Regions from separate parts of the Homo sapiens genome. Here region 2 is linked to region 1. A link is a contact called in ENCODE Hi-C or POLR2A ChIA-PET data. All regions are on one chromosome and are shown on one strand. Each heading gives the region's core, a stretch centred on a gene start or an enhancer-like site at or near the end of the contact. The rest is flanking DNA. Distances are from core to core; before and after follow the strand shown. Region 1 holds the start of FAM89A (family with sequence similarity 89 member A). Region 2 holds the start of EGLN1 (egl-9 family hypoxia inducible factor 1).

Region 1 (3,918 bases), core at 883-3,382:
AGGCCTTGTGACATTTCTTGAAAGGAACTTGTCAAAACCTGCAGCCATATCTTATCTTTATCTCAGCTAAATACCAGGCAGACCAAAGATGGCTGTTTATTTTTCTTGTGCTTCAAATAGGCTTACAGAGAGCTCTGGTCCAAGGCGTAATTATACGGATGTGGTTGTGCTTCAGTCACACCAGGAGGGACCTGGAAAAATACTTCTGGGAATGGCACGTTGACTCCCAAGCCACCATAGCAAGACTCCAGAGCATGTTTATAAACCACAGCTTCACAACAGGAGCGGCCCCGAGGTTTTTCTATCTCTTGCTCAAGTATGGAATTTAAATAATCAAAGATGATCTTCCTACTTCACCCCCGTGGTTCTGCTATGTCCAAGTTCAGACTGTAAACACACTACGTGTAGATTTATCTAATTAAAATGCAGTTCACCAGCTGTGTGATGCTTATGTCAATGAATGTTTTTTAATAAATTAAAAACGGTTGGCTTGGAATTTAAGTGGTTCTGTAAGAAGCTTAGAAAATCTTTTCAGTGAGAATTGGAAATCACTTCAATGCCAGCTACAGAGTAGGAAGACAATATCTCTTTGATTAAAAGTGTTAAGGCTGCTTTCTGAATTCAATTAAGTCTTAGTTTTCAGAACAGATAATGCTCCTGAAAAAAAAGTATGCATACCCTGAATTTTTCTAAACAATATCTTAAATGCACTAGATACATATTTAAAAGATTCCTATAACAATTTATTTTTTGGCAAATTTAGTTTTGGGAAAAGGCAGCTTTCCTAATGTTAGATTTCTTAACAATTTACCTATAGGGAAAGGAGACAACCTGGACGAGGTGAATGGAAAGGGAGGCTTTTAAAACGAGGGGATTGGGAGGAGGTGATGGGGGCCAGTAAGATGGTAGAAAAGAGGAAAAGTTTTTGATTTCTTCTTGCCTGGCCTACGCCTGGCCGAGAAAGCTGGGGAAAGACTCGCTGTTGCCTAAATCCCTGCCCTTGTCCTACTTTTAGCGTCACCCTAAATCATGTGTGTTCTGGTCCACAAACAGCTAATGTACTTCCCAAGCACAGAGAAACACTGAGCCCATGGTATGGAGCTTAGACACAAGGCGAAGAACTCACATGGACAGCACCCAGACCGGGAGGACAGCCACCTCCCACCTTTCTCAAGAGGGTTTGGGCAATCAGCTTCGCGGGGCTGAGGGACCCGGCCGCCTCCCTCGCCCGGGGTGCGCGTCTGCTTTCGCAGCCATCTGTGCGCCGGGGCCATCCCGCGGTAATCGGATCACGGACGCGCGGCCTGGGGCGCCGGAAAGGGGGCCGGGCTGTTCCAATCTGCTGTCTACACTGGCGGCGGACAAAAGTTGTCCTCTTCGTGGTAGGAAAACGCAATCGCGTTAATCCGTTGGGCCGCTGTGAAAGCCTTTCCCCCACCGGGAAGGTCTGTTTCACTCGGGGAGAGGTGACAAGGCCGCCCCCGCCCCCAGGCCAGGCACGAACCCCGCACAGCGCTTCCGGGCGCCCAGGTTTCCGAGCCAGCGGGGCCGGACTGAGGGCGCCGGGCATAAGAAAGCCGCCCTCTGCGCGCGGGGCTCTCCCGCGGGGGTTCCAATCGTGGGCACGGAGCACGCGAGAAAAATGGGGGTCGTTGGGAGGACGGCGCCGGCGCCTGGGGCGGAGGAGCCCGAAAGGGCGGGTGGGCGCGGGGACTTCCGGACAGAGCGCGGTCCCCGCGAACTTTCCCGGGACGGCGAGCCCGGCCGGGAAGAGCCCCAGCTCGCGGAGCCCCACTCACCATCTCTTTGCGGAGCAGCGCCAGAGCGGCGTCCAGGTTGGGAGGCTTGGCGGGCAGCGCTGCCGCCCGGGCCCCGCCGCCGCCCGGGCCCCCGCGGCTCAGCTCGTCCTGGATGCGCGACTTCTGCGCGTACAGCCGCTCCAGGTGCCGCCAGCCCCCAGACGCGCCGCCGCCCGACGCCGAGTGCAGCAGCCCGCTCAAGCTCTTTGGCAGCGGGGGCAGCCCGTCCACCCGCAGCCCCCGGACCGCGCCGTTGCCCGCGGCCCCGGGCGCCGCCCGGGCCCCACTCATCGCGCCGCGGCCCGGCCACGCGCCTGCCCCGCTGCAGCGAACCAAGGCTTTCCCCCGGCCCGCCCCCTTCCCGGCGGTGCCCCGCCCACTTCCCCTCCCGCGCCACGCCCCCCCGGCCCCGCCCCCTCTCCTCGAGGCCCCTGCGCGGGCCCCGGGTCCGGGTGGCGTCCGCGTCCAGCAGCCGGGCTCGCCTCCACCCGGGTCTCCTCCTCCCTCGCGCCCCTCCAGCGCCCTAATTCATCTCCAACTCCGCGTGACTACCCTCTAACCCCCCGACTCACCTCCAGCCCCGTCACGAACCCTTCTGTGCCACTCCCTAGCTCCGAACCTACTAAGCCCCCCGCGACCCGCAGCTTCCCGGTTCACCCCCATCTCTGTCCCCACCTCCTCTGAACCACCTCCCAGCTTCCCGGCTCACCCCTAGCTCCGAACCCTCTCACCCGCGCCACCCCGAACCCCAGCTTCCCGGCTCACCCGCATCTCTGTCCCCACCTCCTCTGTGCCAACCCCCAGCTTCCCGGCTCACCCCCAGTTCCGCCCCCACGCCCTCTGTGCCACCCTCAGCTCACTGGCTCACCCTCAGCTCCGAACCCACTCACCCCCCACCCCAGGCTTCCGGATCACCCCCATCTCTGCTCCCACCTCCTCTGTGCCACCCCCAGTTCACTGGCTCGCCCCCAGCCCCGTCTCCACTCCCTCTGTCCCACCCCTCAACGCCCGCTCACCTCCAACCCGGCTCCAGACTTCCCCCTTACCTGCCAGCGCTCCTCAGCTCCTTGCCTCACCGATCCCTGCCCTGCCCAGGGGGCGGCCCAGCTTCAGATCCCACGAAGCAGGCCGTTGCAGGGGGTGGGGGTACCGAGGCTCTGGCTCACAACCGGCAGGACGTCGAGGGCAGGAGGCCTGGCTCTGGTCCCAGGACCCCCGGCCCTCCCCGAGGGCGGAATCCAGCCCGCCTCCTGCTGCCTCCCACTCGCCGCGGGGGGCGGCTGGGGGCCCCAGACCCGGGCAGGTCGCTCCTTGCCGCCGGGCGCGCTGGCCTTCTCAGCACGGCCTTGTCCAGCAGTACCCGCAGCAGTCAGCAAGAACGCCAGACCCACTTTTGAAACTTCAAAACACTAGTAAACATGCCTTTCATTCTGGCCATAAACACAAGAGTAACTCTAAGTGGAAATGTCAGGAAACCAGAGAAAGGGATTAAATCTCGGAAATTATCCATCAGCTCAGGCAAAAATAAACACGACGCACACCTCAGAGGAAAAGAGAAGAGAGAGAGAGACTCTGCCCCTCCCAGGAAAAGTAAAAATGACAGGCAGTTATAACCAGATTAGAGATAGAAAAGATCAAGAAGTAAACGCTACAGCCCAACCGCAGATTAAAAACTAATGCAGTGTATAGATTGGATAACTTTAATGCCCATTCATTATTGGCTTTAATTATAAAGGGATTTAATTTTCTAGCTACATTCAAGGGGATCAAAATTATAAAGTGTTCTGAGCACTTCAGACACCCAACATAAAAGAGCCCTGCACTTTGGGTTGTTTTATACCCTTTACCACCTCCTAGAGCCCACCCCAGAAGCAGTGTCTTTGAAATTGGCACAATATTCTCCCTGGACGGTTGCAAGTGGGTGAGACTGATATGAAGAAGCTTTAGTGCAGGCGGTGTGATTGACAGCACCCAGGCTTCCCACCCCACCCACTGCCCAGAATTTTCCGCCTCTTCACTGTGCCTCACCTTCTACTAATTACCTAGTCACATTTCTGGATGTCAGGTATTTATTCATTCACTTATGTAAACGGTGGGTGTCTTCAGGAGAGTGACCAGT
Region 2 (3,954 bases), core at 1,409-3,908, 380 kb after region 1:
TCAGATCCCCCTTTTCCTTCCAGTTTAATATTATTCAACTGTTCCTTTTTAAGACTACAAGAAATTAAGACTTGTGCCTTCATCCAGCAATGAAGTGGCAATAGGTAAATTAGACTCCACATTGTATTTTTCCCCACAAAATGTTCACGTTTATAACTTTCTCACTGCCTATGTTCAGTCTTTCGGGCAGCCTGAGAATCACATGTAATGACTGTCAAAGTAGATGATCTGACACACACATACAGAAAAACCACTAGTTAGAGTCAGCGTGTGTGTACAAACATGCAACTGTGATGCTCTCCCAGGTCAATCTCTCAAAACCCACAAAATCAGAGACTGATGGTGGAGGAGGGTGGCCTGGGAGCAGCCACAAAGAAAAGATCAAGATCTGAGAAGTAAAATGAAAAAGAGCTGCAAGAGAGTTGGTTAAGGACGAAAGAGTCTACTGTTTATCATGAGGGAGGAAAGAGGGAATAGACTAGGTAAGAAGTGAAGAAATCTGTGGAGGAAAAACCGCAATAGTAAAGAGAAAACAAAAAGATCTCACCAAATTGGGAGGATAAAACGAGCCCTCCTGCGCCAATTCCGTGTTGTTGTTTTGTTTTGTTTTGTTTTCCAGGAAGTTACAAAACAGTTTTCAACAGAAGGATTACATTAACAAAGCAAATAAAGGAAACTGGTGCTAAAAATGTAGCCTACCTACACTGAGAGGCCTGAAGACGGAAATACTTCTTTCCCCTTTTTGTAACGGGTTTCAAAACAGTAGGAACAGGGTGAGGGATAAGAGCTATAACAGGGGGAGGGGAGTAGCCAAGCTCTTCCTGAATACAGAGTCTTTCGACTAAATGCTTATTTTAAATGTACCTTTTTGCGGTCAGCCGGCAAATTCCTAACTGAACACAGCGTTTGACTCTCAATCGAAATGTGATGAGTGGTTCAGACACCATAGGAAATTTAACAGCTTATGCAAACACAAGGCAGATGCAGAACCAGGACTTGCTTTGGGTGGTACTCTAACACCCCTTCACTGGGTGGCTAAAACGCCACTAAGGTTTGAATTGTGACCAATAGTGGAATGGAAAAAAGAAAATAGGAAAGTTAAAGCGCCTACGTTGAGTCAAAAAACCATGCAATTAGCCGGAGAAGTTTGTGAACGGGCAGTAAGTGGAAAACAGTGGATACAAAGGGGCTAACTAGATAAACAGCTACTACAAATTCTGTCCGTCTTCCTTACGGGGAGCTACACAAGAAAGAGCGAGTCCCTTCTATATAGAGGAATGCTGCTTCTCAGCCTAGGCAGTTTCAGTCGCAGGCAGGGGCTGCCCGCCGAGAAGGGCCTGTCCAGCACAAACCCGCAGCACACACTTACTTTCGTCCGGCCATTGATTTTGTAGCTGCCCAGCTTCCCGTTACAGTGGCGTATCAGGTCGTCCATGCTGCTCATGAGCAGCCCAATGGTTTCGCAGCCGGGCTCCTTGCCCTCGATCCAGGTGATCTTATCGCCTCGGATGTCCTTGGACGAGTCACTCTTCTGGCTGACCAGCTGCCCGTCCGTGAACTTCCCGGTGTCGTGCAGGGCGCGCACCTCGTCGCCGATCTGCTGTCCGGTCTCCTTGCCGAGGAAGTCGTCCACCACACAGATGCCGTGCTTGTTCATGCACGGCACGATGTACTCGAGCGCCAGCTTCAGCGCCGGCAGGGGCTTCGTCTGCCCGTTGGGCCGCAGGCCGCCGCCGGGGCTCAGCGCATCCCCGGGCGTGTTGCTTGGGGGGTACAGGTTCGCCTTCTCCTGGAACAGCGATGAGCGGGCCGGCGGCTCCTCCTTGCCGGGCTCGGCTTCGGCAGCCACCGCCGAGCCCTGGCCGCCGGCGGCCGCACGACACGGCGACGCGGCCGCCGCTGGGTCGGCCGGGGGCTTGGCCTTTACTTTTCCCTTGGCCGCGTCCCCGGAGGCGTTGTCCCGGCGCGCCGCTGCCTTCCTGGGCTCCCGGGCCCCGGCCCTGGGCGGCGGCACTGCAGCCGGCGGCGCGGGGCCGGAATGCTGGTGTGGGCCCACTCCGTGGCCGAGGGCGCCCTCGCTGCCCTGGCACACGAGCTTGTGCTTCTTCCAGTCCTGACGCTGGTGCTCCTTGCAGCAGTAGAAGGAGCTGCGGCAGCGGCTGCAGCGCAGCAGGTTCTCCATCTTCCCGCACAGCTCGCAGTACTGCCGGTCTCGCTCGCTCGGGCTCGGCCCGCCGGGCCCGCCGCTGTCATTGGCCATGGCGGCGGCGGCGGCGGCGACGGCGACTGCGGCGGCCGAGCAGGAGGGGTAGCGGCCGGACGGCCTCGCCCGAGGCTGGGGAGCGGGGAGAGAGATAGGGGCCGTTACTGCGCCATGCACCCGCTACCCTCGCCTCAGGGAGGCCGGCACCCCACGCCCTCGGCCCGGCCGCTTCCGAGTCCTAAGCTCCGGCGCAGCGCCGGCAGCCGCCTCAGCGCCTCATCGCCGCCGAGGGCTGAGAGAATAGGGCCTGTGCGGCGAATGGCAACCTGGGCTCAGGCGCGCGGGCCTGGGGAGCGCAAGACCGGCCCCCTCGGCCGCCGCCGCCGCCTCAGCGTCCCGGGCGGCCCGGCCCAGGCTGTGGAGGAGCGCAGGGCATACGGGCGCCACTCGCTCTGCGCGCTCTGCACGTACACCACGGCCCCGCGGCGACCCGGGCGGGCGGCGCGCGAGGGCGGAGGGGGCGGAGGGAGGGCCGGGAGGGCCGGGGGGAGGGCCGAGGGGCGGGGGCTGCCTGCGCTCCTCCGCACTCGGCGGGGCCGGGCCTCGGCTTCTGCCTCGGAGGTGGGTCGCCCGCTTTCCCTCCGCCCGGGACCGGACTGGGACGCCGAGAGGCCGGTGCGCTACCTCAGCCCGCAGCGGCCTCCTCGGGGACGCCGAGGCGCAGGCCCGCGAGCGGCGGAAAGGCGTGGGGCAGCGCGGCAGCGCCTACACCTGCTGGAGGAGGGCGCCAGCCGCAAGCGGGTAGCGGAGCGAAGGCGGCGTAATCATGGCTGCTCTTCCTCCAGGCCGGCGCGGGGTGTGCGAGGCTCGCTCCAGTCAAGGTTGCAAGGTGGCTATTGCGATCCTCATTTTGCAGAGGAGGAAACGGAAATTCAGAGAAGTAAAGTAACTTGCCCAAGGTCACGCAAAACTGGGACTGAATCCAGGAATCAGGCTCCCAGATTCCAAGGCTGTTTTTTCCATTACACCATACAGCCTCTATTTCAAGAAGCCCTGAAATGGTTAAGAACAAAATAAGTATTACTATGGTGTTAATCCAATCTCTTGCGCCCCGTTTCGACCTAGTTTAAAGGTAATGAAATTTGAGGGTTTTAAAAAAAATCAAAAACTCATTTTTAAAACCTTTGAAATCCCGCCGAGTTCAAAACCCCATGAAGAAATTTTGGGCTACCAAGTTAAATGTAATCAATGCTCATTCCAATATCCAATTTAAACTGATGGGATTATTCCTGAAAAGTGAATTTTGATGGTAAATGAGCAGTACTACATTAACGACTCTCACATTTATTTTTAATAGAATCTGTGCTGCGCGGATGAATACAATTCTTTGTTTTACAGAGCATAAAAACCTTACCAGAAATAAGCCAAAGATGTTTCTTTCTGCTGCTATTTGTCTTAAGAATTAAAAGGTCTGTGATTTCGAGTTTATCAATCTTTATCGAACACTATGTGGAAAGTGGGGTGCTAGGCTTGTGTATCACTTGAGTATACTGTAACTTCAGTCCTTGAAATATAGCCTTCCAAACTTAAAAAGTTGTAATATGTATTTCAAAAGCAGGATATAAGGAATTATTGTAAACCATATTGTAGAAGTTTAAAAAGAGGCTTGAATCCAAAAATATAAAACCTCTTCATCAAATATACAGAATTTAAAACTGTTATAAAATCCTGCTGCATGCGTAAATGGCATT

The links. A loop is a pair of places that touch in the nucleus more often than their neighbours do. ChIA-PET counts read pairs that join two places held with the same protein, here RNA polymerase II (POLR2A). Pooled maps may share reads with other maps.
Region 2: a map of CD8-positive, alpha-beta T cell shows a loop between it and region 1 (7-fold over the local background). The contact joins the promoter of EGLN1 here to the promoter of FAM89A in region 1. A Hi-C loop is called at or near these places in 2 of 168 maps with a recorded cell type or tissue (CD8-positive, alpha-beta T cell and naive thymus-derived CD4-positive, alpha-beta T cell) and 6 of 50 pooled maps. POLR2A ChIA-PET finds 5 or more read pairs at or near these places in 2 of 52 experiments (OCI-LY7 and activated CD4-positive, alpha-beta T cell).

The regions. Positions count from the first base shown.
Region 1 is chr1:231,038,122-231,042,039 of GRCh38, forward strand. FAM89A (family with sequence similarity 89 member A) reads right to left here and starts at 2,133. Exons shown (of 2, transcript NM_198552.3): 1 at 1,800-2,133. The coding sequence starts at 2,090. RefSeq lists an enhancer at 811-1,492 and silencers at 1,155-1,234, 1,875-1,924, 2,185-2,294.
Region 2 is chr1:231,419,629-231,423,582 of GRCh38, forward strand. EGLN1 (egl-9 family hypoxia inducible factor 1) reads right to left here and starts at 2,659. Exons shown (of 5, transcript NM_022051.3): 1 at 1,370-2,659. The coding sequence starts at 2,260. RefSeq lists an enhancer at 1,215-1,484 and silencers at 1,865-3,044, 2,800-3,124.